Regions from separate parts of the Homo sapiens genome. Here regions 2, 3, 4 and 5 are each linked to region 1. A link is a loop called in an ENCODE intact Hi-C map of the cell type or tissue named here. Cell type or tissue: PC-3. All regions are shown on one strand. Each heading gives the region's core, and the rest is flanking DNA. Links, peaks and the distances in the headings are about the cores only.

Evidence for each region. Peaks named below come from ENCODE experiments on the same cell type or tissue, not always from the same donor. Only the 100,000 strongest peaks of a DNase experiment are listed, where the experiment ranks them.
Region 2: a loop joins it to region 1, with 4 times the contacts of the local background. A loop is called at or near these places in 6 of 110 quality-filtered maps.
Region 3: it touches region 1 in a loop (5-fold over the local background); 3 of 110 quality-filtered maps call a loop at or near these places.
Region 4: a loop joins it to region 1, with 5 times the contacts of the local background. A loop is called at or near these places in 32 of 110 quality-filtered maps.
Region 5: a loop joins it to region 1, with 8 times the contacts of the local background. A loop is called at or near these places in 37 of 110 quality-filtered maps.

What each region holds. Positions count from the first base shown.
Region 1 is chr1:177,253,325-177,259,547 of GRCh38, forward strand. It overlaps BRINP2 (BMP/retinoic acid inducible neural specific 2), which reads left to right. Exons shown (of 8, transcript NM_021165.4): 3 at 2,595-2,785; 4 at 3,852-4,060. It overlaps LOC105371625 (a long non-coding RNA gene), which reads right to left and starts at 2,715. Exons shown (of 3, transcript XR_922299.4): 1 at 2,528-2,715. RefSeq lists an enhancer at 2,156-3,355. In PC-3, for the core only: CTCF peaks have their summits at 3,023 (motif pointing right) and 3,222; DNase peaks (open chromatin) are centred at 2,237 and 3,187; H3K4me3 peaks cover 1,875 bases; H3K27ac peaks cover 3,395 bases.
Region 2 is chr1:177,304,243-177,310,465 of GRCh38, forward strand. No RefSeq gene overlaps it. Among named protein-coding and RNA genes, the nearest start is that of LINC01645, 44 kb to the right of the region's middle. In PC-3, for the core only: no CTCF peak of the experiment used is centred there; a DNase peak (open chromatin) is centred at 3,659; H3K4me3 peaks cover 321 bases; H3K27ac peaks cover 2,595 bases.
Region 3 is chr1:177,178,083-177,184,305 of GRCh38, forward strand. All of the region lies in intron 1 of BRINP2 (BMP/retinoic acid inducible neural specific 2), which reads left to right. Among named protein-coding and RNA genes, the nearest start is that of BRINP2, 10 kb to the left of the region's middle. RefSeq lists an enhancer at 3,454-4,015. In PC-3, for the core only: a CTCF peak has its summit at 3,793 (motif pointing left); a DNase peak (open chromatin) is centred at 3,819; H3K4me3 peaks cover 643 bases.
Region 4 is chr1:177,944,780-177,951,002 of GRCh38, forward strand. CRYZL2P-SEC16B (CRYZL2P-SEC16B readthrough) reads right to left here. Exons shown (of 32, transcript NM_001356506.2): 19 at 3,046-3,163; 20 at 1,641-1,752. It overlaps SEC16B (SEC16 homolog B, endoplasmic reticulum export factor), which reads right to left. Exons shown (of 26, transcript NM_033127.4): 13 at 3,046-3,163; 14 at 1,641-1,752. Among named protein-coding and RNA genes, the nearest start is that of SEC16B, 22 kb to the right of the region's middle. In PC-3, for the core only: CTCF peaks have their summits at 1,369 (motif pointing left), 1,572, 3,758 (motif pointing right) and 3,959; DNase peaks (open chromatin) are centred at 1,372 and 3,752; H3K4me3 peaks cover 470 bases.
Region 5 is chr1:177,353,226-177,359,448 of GRCh38, forward strand. LINC01645 (long intergenic non-protein coding RNA 1645) reads left to right here. Exons shown (of 4, transcript NR_126001.1): 2 at 3,622-3,840. Among named protein-coding and RNA genes, the nearest start is that of LINC01645, 4.8 kb to the left of the region's middle. In PC-3, for the core only: a CTCF peak has its summit at 2,568 (motif pointing left); a DNase peak (open chromatin) is centred at 2,556.

The DNA of each region.
Region 1 (6,223 bases), core at 625-5,624:
TGCTGGCCATTTTTATGTATTCTTTTGAAAAATGTCTATTCAAGTCTTCTGACCATTAAAAAAAATGTTCTTTTGCTATTAAGTTATTTGAGTTCTTTACATATTCTGGATATTAACCCCTTATTGGACTCATAATTTGCAAATATTTTCTTCAGTTCTGTAGGTTGTCTCCTCGCTCTGTTGTTTCCTTTGCTATGCAGGAGCTTTTCAGTTTGATGTAATCCCATTTGTTTATTTTTGCTTTTGTTGCCTGTGCTTTTGAGTTCTTATCCAAAAAAACTTGCCCACATCAATGTCATAAAGCTTTTCCCCTAAACTTTATTCTATTAGTTTTATAGTTTTGAGTCTTATGTTTAAGTCTTTCATTCATTTTGAGCTGATTTTTGTACATGGTGAAAGATAGTTTTATTCTTCTGCATGTGGGTATTATGTTTTTTCAGCACCATTTATTAAAGATATTCTCCTTTCCCCAATGTGTGTTCCTGGCACCTTTGTCAAAAATCCGTTTATTTATTTTTAATTATTTTATTTTTATGCAACTCTATCATTTGCATTTCATGGACATTTGGGGAAGGTTAGACCAAGATTTGGCACTGTTATGATGAGCAGATTTGGGATGGGTGAAGAGGGTGTAAACACTTTACATTTTGTTGCTTCCTAAGGCAGTGGAGCTGGTTCTTACCAGTATAATTTGGGGGACAATGGAAAACTCATTTTTTATTAATGGATATGATTCTTTAAATTTCATCCCAAGACAAAGATTTATAAACCTGTCCCCTTTAAAATGCAAACATTCCAGTGAGGAGCAAAGCATGAAAATTAAAATCTTCAACAGGATTAGAAAGGAACAACTTTGCAATCTTCTAGAATAAGGCTTCTCAAAATATGGATCCGCTTAGTCTATTTCAGAGTGTTCATGTTGACATTTGCACTGAAGGTACAAAATAAAACTGCTGGTACTTTAATTTGAATAAAAGCAGTCATACCACATAACACTAAGAGTCATGTATTCTTCATCATTACACACTTGCACCTAAACACATAAGCACACATGCACACACACACACACACACACACACACACACTATCTTCACTTAAGAATGTCCTTAAAGCAGTAACATTTATTACTTTTATTAAATCCTGACCCTTGGGTACATGTGTTTTTAATATTCTGTAAGATGAAATGGGAAGTGCACATAAAGCAAATCTGAGGCTACTTAAGTACTATAATTATCTCAAGGAAAAATACTTTTGTGGTTGAGTTGCAAGCTGAACTAGCCACTTTTTTCATGGAACTCCATTTTTTCTTGAAAGCACAGGCAACAAATTGTGATTATTCAGACTTGAGTGTCTAGCAGGTGTTTCTCAAAAAAAAAAAATGAATTAAGCCAGACTCTGCAAGGAAAACAACTGACAGTATTTGTTGCCAATAATAAAATTTAAGCTTTTAAATGAAAATTCAAAGTTTAGAAAACTTGCATTCATCCTCATGAACTTGACATTTTCCTAATATTTAAAGACGTTGAAGAGATTGGTCATGATATTAAATAGTGAGATGTTTTAATATTATATAATGAAAAGTGTCAAAATGTGGAAGATCTGCATAACTTGGTGACCTGATATTTTCCAGATGACCAACACATGATGTTACAACATTATGCAGGATAAAAAGATCCATTCAAATTACAATATAGAACACTGGATTTAATGTAACAAAGCATGAAAAGTTCACTGATATGATTTCAGATTCCATATTGTAACTAACCTTTAAGAAACTACCATCTGTTTAGTTTAGTGTAGTACCAAAGATGAAAATCCACAATTATGAAAACAGATTGAATGTAGAAGCAAATATGAGAGTGCAGCTCTTTTCTGCTAAGCCTGATATTAAAGAGATTTGCAAACATGCAAAGCCATGCCACTCTCCTTGCTAAATTTGTTTTGTTTCAGAACATACAGTTGTCATGAAAATGTTATGTTATATGTAATGGGTTTATTAATGTTATCTCTAAATGAAATAACAAATGTTGATTTTCTCGGTTTTGATTTCTAAAATGGTAAATCTCAATAGCTCTAAGCCACATGTACAAATATGGGGATTCAATAATTTTTAACAGTATGAAGGGGATCAGAGATCAAAATATGAGGGCAGTGGTTCTAGAGCAAGCTTCCTGACTTCACAGGTGAGTAACTGAGGCCATGAGAGGGGATGTGACTCATTCACGGTAAGACAACTGTGATTAGATCACATCTTTGCAAACCACTGTTCCAATGTTTGTTTTTTCTACTACTCAACACTGTAAACCATGACTTCATGTGAATAAGCTAATCAACTACTGTCTGATGAGAAAGTTGGCTGGGAGAGGCTCTGATGTAGATCAGTGGAGACAGAGCTTTCTTACAGCATGTGAATGACAGGCCAGGTGAGAGGCCAAGGGGCCTCTTCCAGGCTCTGGGCACCTCCAGCTGAGGGGATGTGGGCTGAGAGGAGATGAGTGGCTGCAAGTGGAGGAAGAACATTACCTACTTCAGATTTTATGCCTCTTGCTCTGAAACGAGGTCAGCTTTTCCTTATCCCTTGGCTTTTCCCCCAGGGAGTTTGCCCGTTGGAAGGTGAACAACTTGGCTCTGGAAAGGAAGGACTTCTTCAGTTTGCCATTGCCTCTTGCCCCAGAGTTTATCCGGAACATTCGCCTCCTTGGAAGGAGACCCAATCTGCAACAGGTTACAGAAAATCTGATTAAAAAGTACGGCACTCATTTCTTACTTTCTGCCACCCTTGGAGGTAAGCAACATCACAATCCCAAGCTAATTGGTTGCCAGACCATTGGAAATAACGTTAAGACTCGTGTAGCGTAGCTCCAACAGTCTTATCTTCTTCCGGGCCTTTTATTGCCTGAGAAGTCTTTCTGGTGCATTTGAAAACAGTGCAGTCTCTTGACATCTCAATTTACCCCAGAACATCTCTATTTAATTATTCCCTGAGGAGGGGAAGTTGGGTATGGCGGTTGGAGGTGGACAGGCTCCTAACAAGCACTTGCCAGCAGGGGGCACTCCCAGTTTTCGCTCCGCTGAGTCACCCAACCCCTGAGGCTTCGCCACTTTCTAATGTTTGCTGTGGCTACAATGGTCAGACCCACAGGCAAAAAAGTCGAAGTCCCTGGAGTCCCTGACCCCTCTTCCTCTCTATAACGATTGGAAACTGTCCAAACCAACTCCAGTAGTTCTGGGCTGATGAATCATCCTCTTGTGGGGCGGAGAGTGGGGGTAGGGTGGAGCAATGTGGGCTAGGACCCAGGGCAGGATCAAAATCTCTGAAGATGCAGAGCTCCCTCTGCCCTGGGAAGAAGGAAGCAGGATTTATTATAACATTTAGCTCACTGTCCAATCGACTAAAACAAGCTCTCCCAGGGCTCGGGCCAGCTGTCGGCACGCGGCAGGTGTTGAGTGTTTGATGGGGAGGAGGGAGATGCCCCTTCAAGGCTTTTGCCCTTCCTGAGGGAGCAGAAAAAGCCACGAAGACTCCTCGTAAACAACTTGAGAGAGAGAATTGTGTCTCCCCTATGAAGATGGATTGCTTGAGACAGAGTTCAATAGAAGATGTTAAACAGATAAGCTGAGGGCAGGGGGACTGAGCTTTGGAAGAGGGCCTTTCAGGCAGCGAGGCCGCTGGCCTGTGGCTCCCTCTGATGAGCTTCTTCTAAAGATGGTAAGGGCTGGGGGAAGAGCTTGGCAGCAGGGGCTGCACTCTCTCTCAGCTGTGTCTATCTTGGCCAAGGGTTTTATGTTCCTATTGGTAGGGGATTCGAGAGCAGAGAGCGTCACCAATACACTCGTGTTGTTCACCATAGGAGAAGAGTCCCTGACCATTTTTGTGGACAAGCAGAAACTGGGAAGAAAGACAGAGACAACAGGAGGTGCCTCTATAATCGGGGGCAGTGGGAACAGCACAGCTGTGTCCCTGGAGACCCTGCACCAGCTGGCCGCCTCCTACTTCATCGACAGAGAGAGCACGCTGCGACGGCTGCACCATATCCAGATAGCCACGGGGGCCATCAAGGTAATGACCTGAGAGGTACAGGGAAGGGGATGGGGGAAGCACTGAGGAACCAGGGGGAGGCCAGAGCCTCAACCATCTCTAGGTCAGCTGGGCCGACTGATGGAAGAGGAAAAGAAGCTTTCTGATGAAGACACAGCCAGCCTTCAGACACGATGGGGTCATTCATTCCACTGCAGACACTCACAGAGCACCCACTCTGAGGCAGGCTACAGCAGAGGCACGTCTGTGAATGGCAGTCAAGGTCCCCATGCTCACAGAGGTTGCACTCTGGTGGAGGATGGAAAAACAACAAAGTTATTTCTAATGATAAATAAAGACAAGACAGAGTCATAGGTGTACATTTCCTGGGGCGTGGGGAGGGAGCAGCTCATACGATTATTATTAGATTGATCATGGAGGGCACTTTGGGGTTTAGACTTTGAGCTCTGAATGATAAGAAACCAGCTGTGTGGAGAAGTGAGCGGAAAGTGTTCAGGCAGACAGAACAAAGTACTAAGTACTTGTTCCAAGTAAGTACTAAGGCCTTTTAGCAGGAACCAGCCTGGTGCCTTGTTGGGGCACAGAGAAGACTGCTGAGATGATGGGGAGGTGAATAACAAAGAGAAGATGAGGTTTGGCTGGAGCCAGGTTATGTGCCATGAGAAGGAATTTTAATATAAGTGAAAGTGCAGTGAAAAACCACTGGAAAGATTTAACAGGGGAGTAACATGATCTCATGAGTGTTTTTAAGAGATCAATAGTTATTGTGACTTTAATAACTATAACCTTCATCATATCTTCTCTACTTACACCTAAGAGGTTTCTAGTAAAGTTCATGTTGTTTTAGGGAAAACCAGTGAAAATACTGTACTTGAGAATACAGTTTTTTAAAAATTCTAAGCAAAATGTTAAGGTACTGAAAATACTTCAAAGTTGTCTTATATCCTGCTTTTATCCCATGTGAAACTCACAAGCAAATTTTGTTTATTTATTAATTCATTCAATAAGTATTTACTGAGCACGTATTATTTGTCAGGCACTGTTTGGGGTCCTGAGAATACAAGAATGAACAAAAGCTGTAAAGTTCCTGCCCTGATAAAGCTTGAATTCTAATAGCAGAGAGATCATTCATAAATATACAGGCAATAGCTCATTTTGTTATGGTTTGCTTCATTGCATTTTGCAGATACTGTGGTTTTGTTTTTGTTTTTGTTTTTGTTTTTACAAATTGAAAGTTTATGGCAACGCTGTGTCAAACAAGTTTCCTGGCACTATTTTTGGCACTATTTTTCCAACAGCATGTGCTTACTTCGTATCTCTGATAATTCTCACAGTATTTTAAACTTTTTCATTGTTATTTTATCTGTTATGGTGATCTGTGATATGTGACCTTTAATGTCACTTTTATAATTGTTTTGGAGTGTCACAAATTGCACCCATATGTGATAACAAACTTCGTCAATAAATGATGTGTGCTCTGACTGGTCCACCAACTGGCTGTTCCCCTATCTCTCTCACTTTTCTCAGGCCTCCCTATTCCCTGAGACACAACAATATTGAAATTAGGCCAATTATTAACCTTAGTGGCTTCTAAGTTTTCAAGTGAAAGAGTCAGACATCTCTCACTTGAAATCAAAAGCTAGAAATAAATGATTAGGCATAGTGAGGAAGGCATGTCAGAAGCTGAGAAAGGCCAAAACCTAGGCCGCTTGCAACAAACAGTTAGCCAAGTTGCAAATGCAAAGAAAAAGTCCTTGAAAGACATTAAAAGTGCTAGTCCGGTGAATACAAGAATGATAAAAAAGCCAAACAGCCTTCTTGCTGATATGAAGGAAGTTTGAGTGGTCTGGATAGAAGATCAAACCAGCCACAACATTCCCCGAAGCCAAAGCCTAATCCAGAGTAAGGCCCTGACTCTGGTTAATTCTCTGCAGACTGAGAGGGGTCAAAAAGCTACAGAAAAATGTTTGAAGCTAGCGTAGGTTGGTTCATGAGATTGGAGGAAAGAACCCGTCTCCATGATATACAAGCACAAGATGAAGCAGTAACTGCTGATTTAGAAGCTGCAGCAGGTTATCCAGATCTAGCGAAGATCATTGATGAGGGTGGCTACACTAAACAACAGATTTTCAGTGTAGATGACACTGCCTTCTCCTGGAAGAAGATGACATTGAGGACTTTCAT
Region 2 (6,223 bases), core at 595-5,594, 51 kb after region 1:
GAACAGAAATGTCCCAATTTTGAGACATTGATTAGCTGTGCAGCCAGTTGAGGTACAGATCCCCAGACCCCATCCTTGCACCTCTGATTCTGTGGGGCCACAGGGAGGCCCTTGGGGACCAGCACCTGCCAGCTAGCCTCAAGGCTGCTGTTGCTCAGTCTCAAACAATCTCCCTTGTTTCTCATAAGCAAACACAGGGTAACTTTTCTCTACTACACCCATTCATCCACACGTTTATTTGTTCATTTGACTATTATTGCATGCCTATGGTGTAAGTCTTTGTTCTAGGGGCTGTCAAAGAAATAAAGGTAAATCAGAACAGAATGTCTTATAGGCTCTTCTAGTTTATGAAATGTCTCCATATGCACAATTTTGTTTGATTTGTGGACTAAAAAATATCTCCCTTTTAGAGATAGTCTGATTTGCCCAAGATCACACCTGAGCAAGCATTAGGGACTGAAATCAAGATCACATAGTAAGTAGCAGGGACTGGAACCAAGCACAGTTATGTCTTCCAACTTGACACAAGAATTTGCCCTGAAGAAGGTTATCTTGTGAGTGGTGGAAATTTCATACTTAGGAGTCTGGAGCCAGGAGAAGGAAAAGGGAGGAAGAGAAAGGAAAAGGATCATGGAAGCCAGAGTGTGTAGATGAGAGGTAGAAAGGGCCAACTAGTCCTTGGAGTGCCTGTTAGCTAGCCTCAAGGCTGTTCCCAGTCCCAAGGTGGCAGAGGCCAAAGGAAGGATTCCCTTGCACCTCTGAGTCTGGACTGAGCTCTGGAAGCCTCTGGAAATCTTCCCCCTCTTCCTCATTTCCCTAGCTGTAAGGAACCTCTCCTGTCCCAACAAAGGGGGGTGTCCTGCAAAGGCCTGATTTATCCATAGCACAGCAGCTTTGTACCCTGTGGCACCTCTGCTCCATGATGACTCGTGGAATAGAGTGGGTCCTACCGCATACCCTGCGCCCCACCCCTAGGCTTGCTGCTTAGCCCTGGGACTTGCCCTGACAGGCTTGAGCTTGTGGGTGTGGAGGAAACTCACTATGTAGTTGTGTGCAGGCTGGCAAAGGCCCCCCACCCCAGACTGGCCCTCACCTCTTCCTCCCCTTACCAGACCCCCTGGGGCTCTGGAGAACAGGTTGTCAGTTAAGCAGACCTGACAGCTGACAGCTTTCCCGAACAGCCGGAGCACGGTTAGCTTTCCTTCTTTTCTTTTTCCTCTTCTTCCTTTCCCCTGTTGTTGTTGCAAGACTGGAAGCCTGACTGGAATTTAAAGCAAGGCTTTGGCGTAAAAATATATGCTAGCACCAAGCCCCACTTTCAGCTTCCCTCTCAGATTGGCAGCTGTCCACTTTCTGGGGTCGAAGAAGAGAACAGCTGCAAATTGTTAGAGGAGGGGTGGCAGCGGGGGGTGTGGGAATGGGCTCTCTGATGCCCCAGTAACCTTCTCTGTCTGGACACTGGTCTTGTTTTATTTGGGGCGCAGGAGGGGCAGGAAATCCTCCAGGGAAGCTCTGTAATCTGTCCTCCTGATGCTTATCCTCAGGTCCCTTTGCTCTCCTGGAATCTGAGATGCCACGAGGCTCCCAGTCTGCTGCTAATCCATCCTTCTCATGTTATCTGTCTGTTCCCCTATCAGTCCCTGCTTAAGGCAGATAGATAAATAGATGGATAGATAAGAAGAGACTCTAAGCAGCTTAAATAAACTATCCTATTTACATCTCCAGGTCCAATCTATCAATCCATCTTCTGTCTATTGTGAGTGTATTCTCTCTCAATCTGCCCCTTCAGCCTCCATTAACCACTCATCTGTCTTCCTTTTGCCCTACACTTTCCCTTTCTACTCTCCATTTCCCGACGTCAAAATAAATCCAAACCTGAGACACAATGAGGCATGCCTTTCCATTCCAGTTATCCCAGAAGGGTAGCCACAGTGGCTGACGTTGGTGGCTTCCTGTGACTGTCCTCAGGAAATACACAAATGTCCTTTATAATGTCAGGGGACAAACAACAAGTGTCAGATCTGCTGGGCTAGGCCTGTGTTCACAGTTTTACAAATAGAGTGAGAGTTTCCCAATCTAGGCTCTCTTGGGATAAGGAAGGTGATGGGGAATGGCAATGGGCTGGGGTGGAGGAGAAGAGGCAGGTAAGCTATTTGAATCAATGAGGAGACCTAAGCATTGTGCATTTGTACACAAAATAGTTTTCTTACTTTTCAAATGATTTGGACTACTGGTTGAAGTGAAGGAGTAGGAGAAGAGAGAGGAAAAGGTGGGGATTTTCTAAATTTCATAATTCACACTATCTATTGACCTTCAAACAGTTAATTTCTTTAGATCCTCTGAACTTCAGGTTTTACTGCTAACAGCATAAGGGACTATTTTGAATAATGACCTTCCCAGTAAATGAAATGAAAATTCATGATATTAATCATAAATGAAAATATCAACAATTTGAAAGAAAGAGAGGAAGAAAAGAAAAAAAGAAAGAACACCAATTTCATCAAATCAGGAGCGTTTTCTACTTGTCAGACACACGTACCAAAAAAGGTAAGTCATCTTGCCCTTTCCTTGGGGCCACCAGCATCTAATTGTGTTCATCTTGGAAAATACAGCAAATCTGTAGTTTCTCATTGCCCTTATGAAGACCACCACAATCCTAAGCCATAATCTATCCCCAGACTTCAGTCCCCAGCTCTTGGCCCTGATACCTTCTCTGATGCCTACACATCCCTTCTGTTGACTTCTGGATAAATGTGAGCAAAAAAAGACATCACCTTCATCCAGAGACTTTTAAGTGGAAGAACATAATGAGACATGGTAGACCTTTGTTAAAAGTGGAACATAGAAATTCTGTGATTGGCATGCTCCTCTGACACAGAGGATGTGACTCGCCACAGGAGGACAGCACCATCCTTGGGTCCTGTGAAGTCTGAGTCCAGTAACCAAAGGAAAAGGGGCAGTGAGGCTCCCAGCTGCTGCACCCCTACTCCAGGAGATCCCATGCCAGCTTTCAGAGCTGCCTGAGGACCTGCCTCCCTGCCAATGTTGGAGACTGCTGGTGACAAATGATCAGAGCATCCCTGGAACAGAGGCAAAGTAAAGACAGGAGAAGCAGGGCTCAGAGGCAAGCACTTTTACCCTCCAGTGCTGGAGAGGCTCTGAAAACAAACAAACAAATAAACCACTTGAGGTCCCATTGCAGCCTAGGAAAATACAGTTAACATTTTACTCATCCACCACTTAATAGGCATTAGCTAGCTCAATTTGGGGCATGTGATACTTATTTATAAGCATAGGATGGTGAGTGTCAGAAGATGTCAATAAGTAATTATGAGTTCTGTAGAAGAAAAGGACCATTCTTTAACCCAGTCAGACGAATATTTGAAGGTTAGTATTTTTGAAATTGGAGAACATTGGTCTCATGTACATTATTTTAGAATCAAAAATTCTGAATAAATATTACCTTAAGAAATGAAAGGGGATAGGAGCTAGGAAAACTAGGCCTTACGTGTCCTGATTCTGCCATCGGAAAAATCATTCAATGCTCCTGACTTATCTAGATTATTTTTAATTGGGGAAATGGAGATTATGTTACCTTACACTTTAGAGGACTATGTTTCTCAGGGATCCTCCCTAAGAAATGATTCATAATTCTGAGGCATTCAGTGATTCATCATTTAGGGGAAGAAATGCTTCCTCCTTACTTTAGAAATAATCCCTAAAAAAGAGAAAAGCCAACAGTAAAGCAGAAAGACAAGCCATCCTATATCTCTACTTACTCAAGACAAAAAAGGAGAAAGAAAGAGGCTTTAAATCATGGAGTCTGTGATGACAAGGGACCTCCTGAGAGGAAATGCCATAGAGTAAGTAGTAGGTACACAATGTATGAATTGATGGATGAGTAAATGAATGATTGAATGAGCCAAAAGGGGCCTGTGGCTGTCTCACATGACCACTTGGTACACAGCACATCTCTAGTGAAGGAAGTTGCAAGAATTTCAGGAAAATCTTTAAAATAGATTGCTTAGTGTGATATTTTAGGAATGGTTCCATATGAAGGTGGTGGGAAAAGTTAGATCAGTGTATGAAACTGCTCTATCACATCACCCAGGGAACTTCTTAAAATGCAGATTCCCAGGTCCCATCTCAAACTCACTGAATTAGAATCCCCAAGGTGATGCTGGCAACTGTATTTAATGGGCTGCCAGCTTCTTCTCATGTAGGCCAGGATTTGCAGGTCCCTAAATTAGCATTTGGGAGCTATTATTCTAGACAATATCACAAGGGCCCTTCCAGCCCACACATTCTGTGATTCTGTGGAACTGATAAAAGGGAGAAGAGATATAGGCAAGGACAGTTCATTCCTTTCACATTTATAGAACACATACTAGGTTCAAAGAATTGGAAATATAACAGTGGATGAGAATGCACAGTTGTATTGCTCTGGGCTTTTGCTGTGAAAGAACAACTTGATCTCCAGAGAAGAGGAACAGAGATCTACCCCCTATCACCAAGACAATCCTGTAAGACATGAACTTTTTTTTTTAAAAAAAGTTATTTTTCACACAATAAAAATAATTTCTTAGGTTGTATAAAGTTTTCTTTTAATAAAGCACTTTTACAGATGGTATTCACATGACACAACCAGGTAGGTGTGGTTATTACCCTTACTTCATAGAAGAGAAAACAGAGGCTTAGGAAAGTTGAAATACTTTCCTGGGATCATGTAGCTTATATGTAGGGGGACCAGGAATCCAATCCAGGTTTTGAAATTGTAATATAATGCTATTTTTTACCATTCCCTAGAGATTCTTCACCTGTGGAGTCTGGCTTAGGTGTCCTGTGAAATTGCTGATATTTTTTCCTAGTTTATCTCTGTGATGATATCATCTCCTGAATCAAGGAAAGTGCCATCTGCTTTAGTCAAATAAAATCCAGATCCGCAGAGAGAAGGGCAGCTGGACTGATTGGCTTTGACTTTTCTCCAAGACTCATCTTCTCTTGCTAAGATTTTCCAAAGTGTGTTCCTCAGAATGCAAATCCAGCAAAAAGTACGTGAAAGGAGAGTTGCTTTGTCATTGAGGCTCGAGAAACACTCTGTGACTCTCAGCTCATCCTAGAGATCCACAGTACTCAGAATGTATTAAAGGCTAGGGTGGGTTGAACAGTGGACCTGTGAAAAGATATAAATCCCTGGAATCTCTGAATGTTACCTTAGATGGCAAAAGATATTACGACATTGAGGGTCTTGAAAGGAGGAGCTTATCTGGTATTATCGAGTTGGCCGTAAATGCCATCACATGTGTCATTACAAGAGGGAGGCAGAGATTCCACATACACACTGCAGAAGGTGACATGAAGATACAGTGGACAGAGATTTGAAGATCCTGGCCTTGCAGACTGGAAGGATGTGCTCACAAGTCAAGAAATGCTGACAACCACCAGAAGCTGGAAGGGGCAAGAAGCGGAGTCTCCCCTAGCCCTCCCAGAAGGAGCACAGCCCTGCCAACACCTTGATTTCAGCCCCGTGACACTGCTTTCAGGCTTCTGACCTCCAGAACTGTGAGAGAATAAATTTATGCTGCTTTAAGCCACCAACTTTGTGGGAGTTTATTATGGTAGCCGCAGAAAACTAATACAAAGGCCTTGAGAAGTATTACTGGGAATAAACCTGTTTAAATTGCTTAACCCAATATTCCCCAAACTTATTGGACGATGGCCTGCTTTGCCCCATAAGGCTTAATAATAGTCCAACAGAACACACATAATATACAACCCACTTTGGAAAATGCTGCCTGAGGGAAATCTTTTGCTAATTACTAGGGCTACCACTGCTGCTCTGGGGACAGAGATACTCCTATTTAGAGTTCTGAACAAACATGAGTCAGGACCCTGTCCTGCCAACCCTATAGCACAGCTGAGACCAGGGGGAATATTTAAATAAGATTTCCTGAATGCTGGGGGTAACAAAAGAGAAAACCCAAAAGGGATATAAAGATGCAAAATAACATAAAACTGGATAATTCTGATGCCGAAGAACTTTTTTGCAGTGGTTTTGATTTGGGGAGAGTATAGGGATGCTGCTTTGGCTACCCCTGGCCACTACCATGTAGTCCCAAAACATCTCTAAACCCCCACACCCCAGAGCACATTGCAATGACTCTAGGCTTCTCTCCAGAGAGCAAGACCCAACTGTGAAAGAACTCTTTGTCTCAGATGGTTT
Region 3 (6,223 bases), core at 866-5,865, 75 kb before region 1:
TACCTCCTAATGATTTCTCAAAGCCATCCTCTCCTCCTCACCCCTCGTGCTACTGTCTGATGCCAGGCTCTCACCCTTCTCTCCAGCATCTTCCCAGGACTTGATCTCTGTATCTCTTCCCTTGAAGGCTAGCCAGTCCAGTCTCTTCCCTGCAGCCAGGATGATCTTTCAAAATAGTAAATTTGACCATGCTTTTCCTCTTACTGTAATTCTCCAGTGACTCCCCACTATTGTCAAAATAACAATTGCTTAGCATAACAAACAGGAGCTCCTTCATGAGCTGGTCCAATAACCTCTCTGTGCATCTTTCCTACATCCCGCTTCTCACAGCAGCCACTTCAAACACCAGGCAGCTCCCTCAGCACTCTGGAGCCTTAGAGGTCTTGAGTTGTTTTCATGCAGAATCTTCCCCTGTCCTATTCTCTGCTTCTTGAAGGGTTACTGAGCTTTAAGACTCTGTAAATAGTATCCCTCTATGAAGTCTTCTCTGAAACTCTGGGACAGAATTAATTGCCTCCCCCTCTAGACTCCTACACATCTTGTTCAAATTCTGTTTTTGCTCTGTACTCACCACACCATTCTGACTTGTTGATATGGCCATCTCCTGCACCAAGCAGCAGGGCTGGGATCGAGGCTCGAAGACATACTTCTCTGAAAATACTTATTGAGTATATTATTAAGAGTGTGTAGTGCTGGGTCATATTCCTAGGCACTGAGGATTCAGCAAACAGCAACACAGATAAAAGGTCTGCCCTCAAGTTGCTTCCATTCTAGACAGAAGGTATGATTATAATCATGATAATCATGGTTATTATGGACATTGCCGATAATAGCTAACACCTTAATAGTACTTAAGTGTCAGGCAGACACTGTACTGAAGTTTTACACAAATAAACTCATTTGATCCTATAAGGTAAGTAGGTTTGTTATTTTATAGACGCTGAGTTGAAAGCCCAGAGAGGCTAAGTAACTTGCCCAAGACCACACAGCTAGTAACTAGGGGAGCTGGCATTCTAATCAAGTTTAGACCCCGAGTCCACATTCTTTATTACTATGGTATCCAGAAAAATAACAATATAAACAAATAAATAATTTCAAGTGCTGATAATGAAGAAGATAAAATAGAGTATTGTCAGACAGAGTGACTGAGGCATCGGTCAGGGAAAGTCTCTTAGAGAAAGTAACATTCAAATTGAGGTGTAATTTGTCAATTGAGAAAAGTAGAAATTCTAGAGTTGGATCTGGGAATCTAAAGAGGAGAAAAATTGTTTCTTCTATGTAACCAAGACACTAGCTGCTGTGATGTTCACTTGTCACTGCTGGAGGTACCACACTCAAGCCTGGGTGGCCTTGGGGTACAGCAAATAGCCCAAATGTTCCCAAACCTATCCCCTATCAATCTATTTGTCCCTCCTGTTCTTTTGGGTTAAGACATATCTCAGAAGGTGTCCAGTATGCTGCATCCTACAAGGGTAGGAAGCATGGCACACACACACTCTTTCTCTCACACACACACTCTTTCTCTCACACACACACACCTGTTTTGCTGAACCACTTTATTTCACTTCTCTCCTGTGAACAACGTGTCACTCAGAACCTTAGCAAAGTGACAGACAGAGGCATAGCAAAAGGGCTGGGGACAACCCAGAGGCATGAGTAAAAGGGGAAAAGAAAATTATTTTTTAACAAGATGAGAAGTGAATTGGACTGGAGGGAGAAATGGGAATTTGATCAAGGAGGGGTATGCAGAGGGGGTTGATTCTGAGATGCTGGCAGTGTTCTGTTTCTTGACCCGAGGGCAAGTTTGCTCTACAATTTTATGTATATACACACACATCTATACACACATATGTACGTATGTATTCACACACACGCACACCCCGTATATACACATGCATGCATCTATACCTTCTGAATGAATATCTCTTATAATAAAAGGTTAAAGAAATGATTTGGCGAGCAGATGAAATGGGTGGGACAAGTTCATACATATTTAATATACTCCCAATGCCTATTTTATGATAAAAATTGTACTAGGTTCATTTTTACTTATATTATCTCATTTAATTTTTATTACAACCTTATGAAGTAAGTGTCATTCCTGTTTTGCATATGGAAACTGAGGAAGGCAAAGCATAGAGGAGCAACCAACATTCAGACTCTGGGCTCTTGCCCCTGCACCATGCCCTCTGCCTTCCACCCTGGGTGGCTCTGAGGTTCAATGGGGTGGGTGACTTTTGGGTAAGACAAACCTGGGCATCAATCTGGTCATAGTCACTTACCCACTGTGTGACCTCTGCTATGTGTGGCTTGTATCAGCCTCAGTACCCCCACCTAGTAAAATGGATATTACACCTTATGTTGCACAAAAATTGTAAAGATTAAAGACAATGATTGACAAATAGCAGAGTTGAGCATCCTTAAGCCTGGAGGAAAAGGTTTCCCTGAATTATACAAGGACATATTCACAGTGGTTTTCATCTCTCAAAAAAGCAGTGGAAGACTTTCATCAATAAACCCTTACCTAAAACCCCAATATATAAAGCAGATAAAAGGGGAGCTCTCTCGTTGGAGCAGGCCTAGGGGGTCTGGAGCTCCGCCACCTGTTTCTTCTCTTTCCTCACCCACAAGTGTTCCCTAGGGCAACTCCTTGGAACCTAAAAGTATTCAAAACACATTGAAGACCACTGCAGAAGTTCTTTAAAAAGCAAAACTTGTGATTCATTTAAAATCACAGGTGATATATTAAAATTGATTTTAAAATATAAGACTTTCACTCACCCAGACACATCTGCGAAGTTCTGTGAGACTAGGACCAATCATTGTTGTTCTCCCTCGTTCTCAGTAATTGAAAATGCAAGGAGTTCAATGTCTATGAATGAGCGCCTGCTGTGTGCCAGGCACTATACTAGATGCTGAGAGTATGCACTGTAAGATCTCTTTCAAGTCTAACAACTCTCTATGAAGTAGATACTATTATTCTCGTTTTGAAGATGAAAAAATAAAATGGGTACAGAGAGGTTAAGTCAATTACCCAAGATCTCACATCTAGTGAATAGTGGAGTTGGGATTCAAACAAGTGTTGCAGGATGAATTAGAAAGCCAGAATTTTGCCATTAACTCCTGCAGCCTCTTCAACAGTGGACTGGGAGGAACAAGTGCCTTGCTCAAAGTTTCGTGCTTTTTCCCAATACTCCTCAGTTGTGATTTTTTTTCTTCTGTTTTCATTAGGGTACCCAGGTCTCCCAGAACGAAGGCAGCGGTCCTCCCTCGCGGGGAGCCCCAGCTCAGGGAGGGCAGAACATCAGGCCCAGCGGCAGCGGGTAGCTGGTGACTGGGGCCTGCCTGTCCCTCACTCCGGTTCATGCCCCATCCCCACCACGAGGCTGCCGGGCTGAGAGCGCGGAGACTCCTGCTAGGCTGTAGTCTGGCAGGCCGGGGGACTGGGTTTACTGGAAGAGTGTGAGGTGGGGATGCAGAGGGAGGTCCTTGAAATCCCCTTGAGACATAGAAATAACTAAGCACGCAGTGAGGACTGTGGGGGCAGCTAATGTCTGCCACCCCCTCACTCGGTGTTCAGCCATTTATCATCAATACGTCGTTAGGCAGGAGCAGGGGCAGGTGGCTGACGGGTGTGCCGGCGGCTGGCGGGGTCTTGGGAGGCGCCCTGCACACGCCTCTTCTTTCTGAAATCTCCGACCTTTCGGATTTGAGCCGCGAGGGACCGCGGAGCAAGGGCAGCCTCCTCCGGAAGCCTCGGGTCACTAGAGACCCCTAGAGGCGAAAAGCTGTGTTACAAGCCCCCGGCCGCAGAGGCGCAGGCGGGATTCTTGCCCCGGAGGTTGCCGAGGAGTGGCCGGTACCTTTCCTAAAACCCTTATCTGTAAGTACACTCCGGCAAGCTCGAAAGGGACAGCAGGGGAGCCATGTGTGCGTGCGCGTGTGCGGAGAAGGAATGGGGAGGGACAGTTGCATTTGCAGAAGCAATCCTGTCTGGAACTAAGCTGATTAGTCCTGGTGCCGTCCCTCCCTCCCTGCCCCACCCCTCCCATCCTCCCTGCCCCACCCCTCCCATCCTCCCTTAGCTCCCTCACTCAGCCTCACTCAGCCCCTGCAGCAATCCAGAGACTGCCCTCTTTGGCAACTCCCCACCACCTCCATCAAGATAATATCCTTCCCTCAGGGCCCTTCACACCTCTCAGTAACCTGATCAACTAATTTGTGTTAAGGTATTAATGACTAATAATGATTTAATGTGCTGCCCTCCCAATTAACACTAGAACATTTCAAAAGAGAAATTCACAGATTTTAACCCAAGTGAGACATGGTGCTTTTCCTTGTTGAGAGGAATTGTAGGCCCTTCAAAACGAACCATACAGACAGCTGCTGATTCTTTACATACGCTGCATCACTCCTGAGCTTAGCAATGTTTGGAGGCTTTATGCAAAGGCTCAAGCAGAATTTCCCAAAGAGGGCTGCTCTGAGCTACAACCCTTAAAGAACGCACCAGTACAGGCTTAATGAAGAAAAGAAACCTGGTGCCGCAATATCATGTCTTTAGAAGTTTCGATGGTTTTTTTTTGCTCTCGTATGTGACGACATGGTCATTGAGAGAAGAGGCTCAGGCATGGTGAACTTGGGTTCAAGTCTTTGGCAGGCTCTGCTACGTACCATGTATTTGATCTTGCCAAGTTACTTTACTACATTAGCCTCAGGATGCACATCTGTGAAATGGATGTGGTACAACTCACAGGGTTAGAGTATGAAATGAAATAATGCAGAATTAGTACTCATCAAGTCTGATATGTAGAATGCTCCATAAATGACAGTTCTTTTTCTTAAACTTAGGGGTTTTGTTGTTGTTGTTGTTGTTTTTCTTTTTTTTTCTTTTCTTTTTTTTCTTTTTTTGCCCTGTCTCAAACTCTCAGTGCAGGGCAGCATGCAAATGCTGTATTTATTTATTATTTAAAAGCAGGATGAAGCAATCCAGCCTCCTAGGCATGGTTGGTTTGGTAATGAACTAGATTTCTTTCCAGGTGATGGCAGTGTGTGAGCTTTTTTTTTTTTTTTTTTTTTTTTTCTTTTTCTGCTTCGTTTCTTTAGATGTATCTCACAAATGCAGTGAGCAAAATGGATTTGGCAGTGACTTAAAAAGACTTCATGTATTTTGGAAAGAAAAAAAAAAGCCACAACAAAAACTGGTTTGTTTTTGTGATATATGGTTCATGTGATATGACAAAAATCCATTTTTATGCTTAGGAAAATTGGCTAATTTTAAAACAGTTGACACATGCCATATGCATATAGAGTAATGATGGATTTTGCTCAGGCAAACAACAGAAGAACACAGGGCCAGCAATATCTTTGTTAGGGCTTTAGTTGCTTAAATTCTTATTTGATGGGCAGATCTGCCCCACGTAGGAGAGGAGAGTGACAGGAAAAATGGACTCATCATGGCCTCAGGTAATGGAGTCAGATATTTGATCATAAAGATACTAAGCTTAGGACACAGACACTGTGTTTTCATTAAATCAGTGAGAAGAGACTTGGGAATGTACCAATGTAGCAAGCTTATATTCAAGAAAGTAAACAGTTTATGAAGATATTTTCTGGATAAAAGGTGTGGATGGTGCAAAGGATACTGACGTGGTGAACCATCATATTAAACTTACCCTGGTCATTCTTCCTGTTGGAGACATGAATGATTTTTGAACTTCAAATACTGTTTATAATGTGCTTTGGGTTCCTCTGGTTTACAGTTCTGCATAAATCACACTGAAAAGGGAATCCCACATGTTTTCCATTACTGCTAGATAGGGAAAAGAGACTGCATATGAAAGTAAGATGCTACAAAGATGGGACATTCAATGAGAAATAATTATGAAAACTTTTTTAAAGAGAGAGATAAGTGCTCTATTATCTTGATTTCCTTCCACTTTCAGTTCCCCATACACATCGACCAGATACCCAGCTCCTTATAGGCCGATGGTATGCAATCTACTTGACTCATAAAAGCATTTGGCTTTTATTTTACTTTATTTCTTTCAAGGCAAGATTTAATTAGTGACTGCAGAGAAAAAAAGCTGAACAGCTTAGAGGAGGTTTATGGTTAGGTTTGTAGGACTCAGCAATTTGACATTCTAATCCTGTCATTTCTCACCTTAAACTGAACAGAGTCAGCAGGGTTTTTTCCCCATAATTCATCCAGTTATTAGGTCTCCCC
Region 4 (6,223 bases), core at 674-5,673, 690 kb after region 1:
GGCTGATGCCTGCGGCGGCTTCAAGAGAAGAAGGAGACTCTGGGCTCCCAGAGTGAGTGTTTCACTTCCTCTCCCTCTCCCTCCTTGAGGCTGAGGAAGGAACAAAACAGAACTCTGCACCAGAGGCACTGGGAGGCGGAGGCTGCAGAAAAGGGGGGTCACCTGCCTTCTTGCTGAAGGGTAACTCAAGGCAGGCTACCTCGAAGGACACTGGGCCCTACTCTTAGACACACAGAGAGCTGGCCCCCATGCCCATAAAGCCTGTCATGTACCTGTGAAGGGCACCCCTAGTTTGAGCAAACTCGCACAAAAGAGGGGAGCCATGTAACACTCCGGGAGCACTGAGACCAAAAGGCATGGCAGAGCAGGTGAGGACTGCTGAGCCAGAAATCAAACACGGGTCCATACATTGGATGTTCATTCCACCAGTGAGGATGGGGACTGAGTGAATGTGATCTGGTTGGGGCAGGTGGTGGGCACAAGAGTCTCATGTGACCCAAAATTTCTCCCATCAACAACTTGCTATGGTGTTTAAAAACCACAATCACCAGGTTATTCCTGGGGGTAGGACTTTATTTCCAAGAATTTCCTCATTCAACATAAACCAACGTAAACATAGGAGGGGAGACATATTAGCCCATACACACTTATTGTACATTTGGCACAGAAGGGATTCTTTGACAAGCTAGCCATGTGCTATCAGAGACCAGGAACCTGGAAGGAACAGGCAATGAGCTGGGTACACTGCCTCAGTGGTAGGCAGTGTGGTGCAACAGTTAAAAGGGCTTTGCAGGCTGACTGCCTGGATTCCGAATCCAACTCACCCACACCCTCACTGTACCATCTGAGACAAGTTATTTCATCTCCCTGTGCCTTGGTTTTCCTCCTCCATAAGTGACGATTAAAATCTTTGCTTCACTTCACTTCTTCATAGGGTAAATGTGTAATAATTAAAGGAAATAGTGCAAAGAAAATGCCTGGCACAACGTAAGAGCTTAGTGACTCTTAACACGTATGGGGAGGGGGATAGAGAGATACAGAACAGGGAGGGCCTCTAGGGAGCAAATCGTTCTGTCCATGCATTCATTCACTGAGAGCTGATTGAGGGCCTCCTGCAGGAAAAGCCTAATGCTATGGCCAACAGAGAATGTCACCAGTGGGACTCTAAGTAGCTTGTGCACCAAGTCATTGTAGGGATGCTAGGGCCCCAAAGAGGGACTAAACATAAACTTCTTCCATTTTCCAGTTTTGCCTGGGTAGGCTCTCAGAACAGGCCCAGGGCTGCCTAACACGGACCCACAAGCCTCCACATGTAAAATGTTGTTTTTTTAAAGGAACAAAGTTAGCTTGTGGAGCCAGGGTGCCACCCAGTGGCCAAAGGGCACAATACCACACAAAGGCATCAGCCCACCTCTTTGCAGAGGAGGACCTGTGGCCTGAGGCCCCCGCCAATGCTGTAATGTGGGGCCCACGGGGCATCTCCTTGCACAGACCTGCACAGATAACAATCCCAAATAAGGGAGCCGGCGGTAGCTGAAATTCACATGAGAAAATGAAAAATGGATCCATAAAACCCAACAAGGGCTAAAACAGTCCCTTGGAAAATGTCCTTACTGTTTCCTTTCTCCCAGGTCGCATACCTGTGGCTGCTGCCCAGCAAGACCAGATGGTCTGTCTTCACGGTGTAGTGGCCAAAGGGCACGTGAGCCATGAGATAGCAGAAGTGAGCTGCCTCCACAAGCCCCTTCCCAGCTGCGGGAGGAAGAGAACAAGACCCAATCACGGAGCACACCCGTATGGGGAGCCATCATCTGGGTGGGATGGGAGACAGATGGAAGAGTGGCCTCGGGGGTCAGAGGGGAGAAGCCACATGGGACTAAATGAATGAGCCTTTCATAGCGTGAGTCACAGACCCCTAAACCCCACTCCTCCTCCCACAGCCCATTTGGCCTCAGACGTTACATTTCTCTTCAGCCAGAATAAGGCACAATTTCACGTTCTCCCTAAAGGACTTTTTACGAGGAATTCCCTAAACGTTTTAGTCTTTCCTCAGGGTGAAAAATGAGTTTGAAATGCCTGCACCTGAGCAAAGAAGGAGACTACTGAGAGTGGTCGTTCTTAAACTAGGCTTCCTGAGGCAGCATTGCTTTCCCTGCTGAAGTCAAACATAAAAATCATATTAATTACCAACATGTTTTGAAATGTTCTCCCATACATTTTCCACTGCCTCAAAATTGAGTTAATTCAGCTAGATACAATACCTAGCACAGTGCCTGGCCCCCAAGAAGGGCTCAACAAACATTAGTTCCCTTCCACTCAGGGTGCTGCATGGCCTCCATCTGACTTGGCACAACCTAACCCATAGCTATTAAAGTTTAACAGAGCAATATTTTAAAAAGCCTCATGGGAGCACCATGATTTCTGGATGCTCTGCTTCTTGGCTAAATTTGAGAACCACTGATCTGGAACACTCAATAGCCCCCTAAGCGTTTATAAGGCCACATTCACAGAGAGATGATAGCAAGAAAGACTACAGGGTTAACCCAGAGTGGTTCAGGCAAAAACAGAATTTCCTATCTGATTGAACTGGGTCACTGAGAAATTTACAGCAACAGGAGGCAAGGTGTCCTATGCGTTAACTCCATCCACAGGGGAATCTGACCCAGGGCTAGAAAATCAGCTGCTGAGAGGAGACTCCTACAGCAGCAGAACACCAAGTCTCAGGGGCCTGGCCTGCATTCACTCACGGCAGAAATTCTGTGAAACAGAGAGGCAAGAAGGACACGTGTTTCCCTGGAGTTTCTTTCCCCAAAACATGGAGGCTCCTGGGTCCAGGAAAAGCCTAGGGCATAGACTCTGGCCCTACCTAGAACCTGAGAATCTAAGGGCAGGATGTTTAAAGCTGACCTGGACGGGGAGGGGAGGTGAGGAGAGGGAGGGGAGGTGAGGAGAGGGACGGGGAGGGGAGGTGAGGAAAGGGACAGGGAGGGGAGGGGAGGGAAGGGACAGGGAGGGGAGCGGAGGGGAAATGCTGGTGTCGCTTACCCAGGGTGTCCCCAATGGCAACAATCGCACGCTGATACAGCTCTGGGTCCCCAGCCTGATTCGACAGAATCACAGCCAAGTGAGGCCTCCAGTCTCCCCACTGCTTTTCTCCACAACACTGAAAAGCACCAGAAAAAATAAATGTACAATCATTTAAGAATGGCCAGATGTACATAAAGAAGGCTGTTGTCTATTTCCTGGTTCAGAAGTGGTCAGAGAATGCCCACTCTACCACCTGCAATGCTGCCATTCATTGATTTAGAGCTCTCATCTTTAAAAAAGTAAAACTGTCAGAAGGACACAGATAGACAGATACGTGTACATGCATACATACATACATACATTCACAGGGATATTGGAAAATGGATAAATAAAATGACATTGCTCACTTACTATTTTTCACATTTCTCCCCAGTGCCTGACCCCCAGATAGCTAGAGACAAAACTCAGAAAAACCCTGAGGCTTCAGTGGGAGAAGGAAGATCAAACATCCTTGGCTTATGAGTAGAAGAGGCCACAGCCTGTCACAGAAGTCGGGGGAACACGGGCCTGCTTAATGTCTTACCAAATGCCTATGTTTTCTGGCTCTACAAAGCCCATTCACACACATCCTCTTAATCTTCACAGGAACCCTATGAAGTCTAGTTCCTACTGCCACTTTAAGAATAAGAAAATCAAGCCAAGTGGCCCAGCTAGGACGATGCAGAGGCAGCAGAATTCCACCAGGGGGCAAAAAAGAGTAAGCAGCGTGGTGGAAATGTACAAAGCCCCGCATCAATGGTGTTTTCCCCACAATCTCTCCCTAAGGCTGTCCTACTAAATAAAGGAGAATTTCAAGGCAGAAAATATCAATAAAGAAACAATATAATGTCATGGAAACAACACAGGCCCCAACTCGAGTCCTGCATCTTACTAGCTTACCTACCTTGAGCAAGTTTCTTAATGTCTCTGAACCTTTGTTTTCTCATCCCTAAAATGGAGATCGTAATTTCTACCTAACAGGTTATTGTTGATAATAAAATAAGATAGTTGTGTAAAGCACATCGCATGGTGCTTCACATTTGGTTTGCACTTAATCAATTACATGTAGGTATAAATACACACACACACACACACACACACACACAGTTGGAAGCTCAGCAGAGGAAAGAGGTGATTTGCATAGCCGCCTACCTTCCAATTTGTTATATAGATAGGTAGGGCAGAAGATTGCCAATAATAACTAAGATTTGGAGTTAAAACCATTCATAATTACTTGGTCTTTGTAATTATCCCAGGGAATAAAAGATGCTTTATTCAACTCCATTTTATACCCAGTCCTTGTTGATCTGGTCAATGCAGTGAGAAGAGGATGATAACAATAATGGTGATGATAAATCATAATAATAGCAGTTCTCATGTGTCACATCGAACCATGAACTATATCCTGTGCTAAGCATTTCTCCTACCAATAATCACATGTGCTAAGTCCTATTATGACCTGCATTTTAACATGTAAGCCAAACTGCTTCTTGCTGGATCTACAGAAACCAGCAAAAGGGAAGGAAATCCCTTGCTAAACACACACACACACACACACACACACACACACACACACACACACACAAAGAAAAACTTAGAGGTCATTATTCTGTCTCCTCGCTGGTGATTTGAAAAGATCACTATAAATCAGATCAATGGAGAGGCGGAGGGGACACAGTAGAGAGAGAGAGAGAGAGAGAAAGCACCAACATTTATTAATTAACGAAAATGGGCCAAGCATGATGGTTGATATGTTCAGATGTTCTCTCTCCCTTAATTTTCACAATAACTCTACTGGGCACCAAAATCCCCATAAAGATTAAAAACTGAGGCTCTGTGAAATTAAGACACAAAGCCAAGTTCCCCTGGCAGAAAGATGTACATAGAGTCCAGGTTAAACTTGTGTGAAACCCACGTCTGTGTTGTCCTGTTGCCATGCTTTTCCACCACCCCATTCATCACATGGAACTGAAGTCCAGCCTTTTAGTAGATGCTAAAGTGCTGGGAAACTCCCTAAGATCAAATACTGCATTGGCACATCACCTCTGGCTCCTCCGTTTTCTCATCTAAAAATAGGGGAAATTAAGCTAACTCTACTATTACAAAAAAAAAAAATGAACCATAGCTAATTGTATCATTTCCTGCATTTAGTACTTTGTGACATAATGCAATTCCATTCTGGAGCACAGGCCATTCCACTGAATTGTGAGGCACACTCTGTGCTACAAAATAGCCGGTTGATTTGATGATGGGGCATGAAAATCATTTCTCTTTTCTTGGAATTAGCCACAAGCCATAAGAAGGATAAAAAAAAAAAATGAAAAGTGTGAGGTCGATTTTTATTTAAACTAGTGTTCACCAAAAACCCAAGCCTCAAGATACGAGAAAAGGCTCCATTACCAAAAGTAATGGAGATTGGACAGACGTGCCTCCATGTCCCGGGAAGCCAAGAGGACACGAGGGAGAGGACCCCACAGCTCTCCCCACTGGCTGGAGAGCAGCAAAGGCAACTCAGGCTCACATGGAAAACTGGGTCCTGCAGAAAATGTCGGATGGCCTGGAATATGGCCTGGCCCATCCTCTGCACAAACCTAATATAAATAACTGGAAATAAAAATCCAGGGAAGAGTCAACTCCTTTAAAGTTATGTAATATGAGAAAACAAGCACAGAATGTATACAAATACACCCTAAGACAGAAAGAGGAAGGTAACATGAAAAATAGAGAGGAGAGAGAACATTCACTACAAAAATGTTACCACAAAACAAATGAAAAATTATCACCAAACATTTTGTCATGAATTTAAGTAAAATAATGAAGCAATTGCATCTATGAAGCAAGAGCATAATCTGAGTTACTAGAGCTCAGGAAATAGATGGTAGATAACAGGAAATGAATGTAATGTTCAGAGCTCAGGAAAAAAGTAGGGGGAAATTGAAGAAATAAAGACAGAAACAAAAGAGCACAAAAGTAAGAGACACCAGTGAAAACACAGTAAAGGACAGAGGAAGGAAAAAAGAAAGGAGGGAAGGAAGGAAGGAGGAAGGAAGGAAAGAAGGAAGGAAGGAAGAAAAGGAGGATGTAAAGGAGGGAGGGAGGGAAGGAGGGAAGGAAAGAAGGAAGGAAGGGAGGGAGGGAGGGGAGGGGAGGGAGGACA
Region 5 (6,223 bases), core at 470-5,469, 100 kb after region 1:
GGAAACAGTATAGCATCAGCAAGGAGCTGCACAATCTAGTGTGCAGGACGTTTTGTGTATAGATCAAAGGGGAGAAGAGAAGACACCAAAATATCAGGGCTGAATGTCAGCTAGGGATTGGGAATTTTGTTTCATAGGAGCCTTGGAAGATTTGTTTTTAATATTTCAAGCCTATTAGTAACATGATCAAATTGGGAGTTGTGGTAGAATAAAGGAGAAATGGGACAGGAAGAGACTAGAGGCTGAAATGAGTTAGGAAAGCCCTGCAATAGACCTAGAAGGGCAGGGGAGGGGGAGAAGTGGGCATGGAGTCAACACTGAGAAAGCAGAAGCGACTGATCCGGTGATTAAAAAAGGCAAAGGAGAGAAGAAGCCAGTGGGGATTAGGAGGAATCTGCACCTCCAGCTTGAGCAACTGGGTTAACAGTGGCACCATCCATTCATACGCAGAATGGAGAAAAATGGGAGGTATAATAGGACGCAATTTGAAATGCGCACACACTGTTGAGGGAACCACGTGAGTCTTTAAGAAGTATTTCCTGTCCTTGGAGTCTGCAGAAGCCTTGGGATTGTCATCATCTCCAAAATGAACCAGGAATAATATCATTTTTTGCCTCAATCATCCTTTCCTGCCTCTCAATCCACCTTCCTCTGTACGTACCAAACTGTTCCTTCTGCTCTGCCTTTTCGAGTTGTGCTTGTTTCCCTGCTGATCATGTGTACCCTTACTATAAAGCTAGCATTATCTCCACATTTTGTTGCTTCAAAACTGAACACAAGCATAGCCAAGGCACCAAGGAGACACCACTAGCTGTTTGTTGACTTGAACTACACAGAGCTAAAGATTCAAAGGAGAGAAAGCCTTTCTGTAGTTTTTGTATATATTTAAAACTTTCTTAGCTTAGTAGCTGTTGGGAAGTTTAGAAACACACACACACACACACACACACACACACACACACACACACAGAGAGAAATAAAAATAAAAGCAGGGCGGCTCCTGCTTGGGAGAGACCTTGCCCTTCTCTTTTCTTTGCATATTTAGCTAATTGTCATTATTAGAACCCCACCTTCCAGGCAAGCTGGTAGCAGCACCCAGAGGTTTAAAAATTGTTGGGAAGGTGGGGAGACGAGATGGCATCACTCTTCTGTGTCAGACAGGGACTCTGAGTAAGCACAAGTAACAAGGAGACCTTGAGATCAGGGCAGCTTCTGTGAAGAGTGGGCAGGCAAGCTCAGCCCTGGCAACACCTGGGCACATGACTCTTTCCTAAGTCATAGGAGGCTCCCACTGAGAGAGAGACTGTCTTCTCAGATGGTCCATTACTGCAGGATTACAATCGTAAGAATTAGCTTAGATCCCTTATGAGAGGGACCAGATTGAAGACAATATGCTGCTTAGTTTCCCTAGTTCTCTTCCGTTGCAAACAAGGCTCTAAAAATGCTCTGCAGAACTAAGTCATGAATCATGTAGGAGAGAGCAGGAAAGTCTAGGATGAAGGAGGAACTGCTACCAAAAAAATGAAAACAAACCACAGGATGGGGACTCAATGGCAGGAACTGAAGGGTAAAAGATCCTGTAGCAGGAGTCCCACGGATGTGTACAGAGAGATGAGGGAAAGAAGTCTGAGAATGGAGAAAATTGGGGAAAGGAGCAATAAGAGTTGCCAGAACATTGTCCTATGAATTGTGAAGTAGTCCTAAGACAGGTAGATTCACACAGCTGGTGGATTCACATACCTGGGTGGGCACACGGAGAGTTATTTGCAGACATAGATCAAGCTAGTCTCTAGCACCACCCCGGCTCCCCGACCTTCCCTTCTGGCACTGAGGTCATTGGCATCCCAGAGAGGACCAGTGGTCTCAGTCTTCTGACTTGGGATCACAAAGGCAAAACTCTAGAGGCCTCATGCAGGTTATGTAAGTTGAGTGAACCCAACTAGGTATAGGAAAAATCATCCACCTGGATCTCACTATTGATAGAAACCTGGATACAGAAAAATATGTCTTGACCATCAGGGAATCTGCAGTGTGAGGGGATGACAAAAGGGACTGGCAGTCAACCACAATGTCAGAAGACAATGGGGTGTGGTGGGCTAGGTAGTACACAAGGGGGTCTGTGCCAAGCTGAAGGGTAGGGTCACCCTCCTACAACGCATCATCAGCATTGGAGACTGCGTGTCCAGTGCCTGTTACATATGATTTTTGAGAGAAGCTATACTAATTTTTATATGATGTCTGCCAACTTAAAAATATTCAGATTTTTAGATGTTACAATTGATATACACAGGCACGTTGCATTCAGCCTGCAAGCAGTCAATTTAAAATCCCTGCTCCACTCCAATCTTTCTCATTTTGTATATGGGGAAACAGGCCCATAGAGATGTCTTGCCCTCTGTTGCACTGTGAATTGGGGCAAAGACCACATCTAGAGCCTAGGTCTCCCCAAACCCAGGCCTCCTGCATCTCCTATTGTTTCAGCTTGTTTCTCTGGTTTCCTCAGCCTTACTCCCCACTCTCAGAATCTGTTTTGGCCTCGTATGCTGCCCCCTGGTCGTCAATAACATCACTGCATTATTCCACTCAGCATCCTGTGTACCACACATGTACACCTGCCCCCAAAAAGTCAACAAAAAACTTAATCCTTCAGGACCTGTAGTGAGTTGAGTTGTTCACATTCCCACAAACATGTTCACATCCTAATCCCAGAACCTGTGAATGCTAGTTTATTTGGAAAAAGAGTCTTTGCCGAGGTAATTAAGTTAAAGATGTCGAGATGAGGACGTCATTCTGAGTTAAATGAGCAGGTCCTAAGTGAGTGGTGTCCTTATAAGAGGAAGAGCACAGACAGAAGAGGAGGAGGTAATGTGCCCCTGGATGCAGAGATTGCAGTGATGTGGGCATAAGTCAAGCAAGTCAGCAGCCACCAGAAGGTGGAAGAGGAAAATAATAGATTTCCCCTCAGGGCCTCCAGAGGAGGCACAATCCTGCCAACAGGTTGATTTCAGACTTCTGGCCCCCAAAACTTTGCAAGAGCTAACTGTTGTTTTAAGCCACCTGGTTTATTATAATTTGTTACAGAAGCCACAGGAAACTAATACAGAATGCTTTCTTCTGCTAAGGGATAGGAATTTCCTGTGAGAGTAATAACAGTAATAACTACCATTTTGGGGACATTTCATCTGTACCAGGTCCATATGTTTCCTACAGTCCTCATACCATTTTAAAAAATAGATGTTATCTCCTTCCTTACCCCTCTGCCCACCTATTACAGAAACAGGGAAACAGACACCTAGAAGCCACATAGCTCCTAAGCAGTAGAGTCACGATTTGAACCCCAAGTTCTTTATTCTCACTACATTACCCATAGGGAACTCCCTCAAGTAAGCTTATATAACAGTGAACTTGCAAAGCTCCGAAGAGTGGCTCTTATGGTGGAAGTTTCCGTTCTAATAGGTCACTGTAGACATTTTTGTTTGACGATTACTACACTTCTAAGATTTAATATGTTAAGCTAAATTATGCCAATTAATATTAACAGAAAGAATCATGCTTGGTGCACAGCTCTGTGTCCTGGGCTCATGGTTGAGGCAGAGCTGTGCTAATGCACATGACTTTCAGTTGCAGGCATTGTTGGGCTGTGTCCTAAGGTGAATCAACATAAAGAAAAGCCCTGGCTGCTCGTGCACTGATAACTTCATCTTTTCGGACATCTGGGAACTACCGCCACAATGTCTGGAAAAAAAATGACTTCAAACTAATGCAGCAGAGGCAAACCATGGTTTGGCCAAAAATGGAACAGAATTTACAAGGGAAAAGGGAAGTTCCTGGAGTAATATGGTGAGTAGATTCTGATCCAGAAAAATAAGACTTAAGTATGGATTTTAAATGTTAAGCTTGAGTAGTTAGAGAATTAAAGTTAATCCCTTTAAGCCTCAATTTGCAAATCTGTAAAATGTAAAAATAGAAATAATATGTACATATTATATGGAACAGTTTCTGGCACATATTTGGTTCTCAGTGAATAGTGCTTATTAAATTATTGATGCTGTTGCTATGAATTGTGCTGAGCTCACTCTCTGCCTTATTATACAAAATTTTGACTAAAATATTCTGTAAGAGAATATCACAAAACCATCCCATCACTAGCTTATTTTTTTCTTTTTATAGTTATATTAAGAATTGCAATCCCACACCAGAAATAAGCACCCTTTCAAATTATCCTTTAAAATAACTTGTTGCAAGCATACATAAATTCACTTCACGTATAATATTTTTTCAATTGACTTAGAGTCTGTGAAATCAGACTTGTTAGAGGAAAAAAAATCTATAAAGGCTGCATTCATTCATCCACCAGATATTTATGGAGGAACATCTCCAGAATCAATGCAAAGTGCATAATTGCCCTAAGAGCTATGGGTAAAATGCCATGGGATTATAAACGGAAAAACACAGAGAAGTTGGTTAATTAAAAAATTAAGTGTAAATTCAGAAGAGAGAGAATTACTCTTCAGTAATACATGAGGTTGGGGAGGGAATAAGAGAAATGACAAAAAAGCACAACACAAGGGGAGGCTGTGTGAAGGCGGCTGACTTCTGATTGGATCCTAAAGGAGAGGTCATGTTTCATTGTGCAGAAAAAGGGCTTTCTAATCAAAAAAGAGACAGAAAAATTCTACATGTCTAGGGAAAGCAGCAAATGAGTCTGCTTAATGGGGTAAAGGGTAAATAAAAGTGGATATTTGATTTGATATTGGAAAGGTAAGTAGGAGAGGCTTCAAATATAACCTGAGCATTGTGATCCTTAGTTGCTAGATTATGTGTGTCCTTAACAACCTTAGTCAATGACAGATATGATCAGAAATGGGTATTTTGCAATTTAAGTGTGTAGTCTATGTTGGTGGGAATGAAGGCAGAGAGGATGGTTAGGAGACCATTTTAATAACCTAGATGAGAAGAGAATGAATGTTTAGTTGGGTGGATAAGAAGGGAGTGAAAGAAAACAGAGAGTTAGCTGAGAGACCACCGAATGATTAGATGTGCCAGGCTGAGGGGGAAAAAGTCAAGGATGACTCACAAGTTTTAAATCTAAATGTCTAGGAAAATCTTCTGATAGTAACCTGAATAAAGAACATTGAACAGTGGCAAACTTTTCTGGAAAAACTGATATGCTTAGTTTGGTATGCATGAAGATGCCCATCATGGAAATAAAAAAAAAAAAATGAATTTAGAGAAAGTTTGGCCCTGAAGATTGAGAAGGATAAAGCTCTACATAAGATAATAGTAAATAGCCTTGAGTGAGCTTAAGATTACTAGGAAGAACATAAGGAAAAAGAAAAGAAGGAGACATAGACAGACTCTTGAGGGCAACATCTAATTTCATGTGGGTAGAAGTAAAATATCATGCTGAGAAAGGGCAATCTGGGAGTCAGGAAGAAAATAAAATTATTCCAAGGGCTCTGTATTAGTCAAGGTTCTCCAGTGAAAAAAAATCAATAGAAAGAAAAGGAAAGAAAGAGAAAGAGAGAGAAAGAAAGAGAGTGGGGGAGGGAGGGAGAGAAAGATAAATGAGGAAGGTGGGAAGGAGGGAAGAGAGAAAGGGGGAAAAGGAGGAAGGAAGGAAGAAAGGAAGGAAGGGAAGAGAAGATAAGAAAGGAAAAAAGAAGGAAGGGAAGAAGGAGGTAAGGGAAGGAGGAAGGGAAAGATAAGAAAGGAGGAAATGAAGGGGAGAAACAAGGAAGGAAGTTAGTTAGTTATTAGGGGAAATAACGTACAAGATTATGGAGGCTGAGAAGTCTCACACAGACCATCTGCAAGCTGGCGACCCAGGGAAGCCAGTAGGATGGCTCAGTCCAAGTCCGAAGGCCTGAGAACCAGATGAGAAGACAGTGTAACTCTCAGTCCAAAGCTGAATGCATGAGAACTGGGGGCACCACTCATATAAATTGCAGAGTCCAAAGGCCATAGAACCTGGAGTTCTGATGTCCAAAGATAGGAGAAGAAGGGTGTCTTAGTTCCAGAAGAGAAAGAGATAATTCATCTCTCCTCTGCCTTTCTGTTCTATCTGGGCCCTCAGCTAATTGGACGGTGCCTGCCAGGTTGGGTAAGGGTGGATCTTTCTTACTCAGTTCATTGACTCAAATGCCAGTCTCCTCCAGAAACACCCTCACAGACAAACTCAGAAATAATGCTTTAACAGCATTTACGATGTTTTCAGAAACAA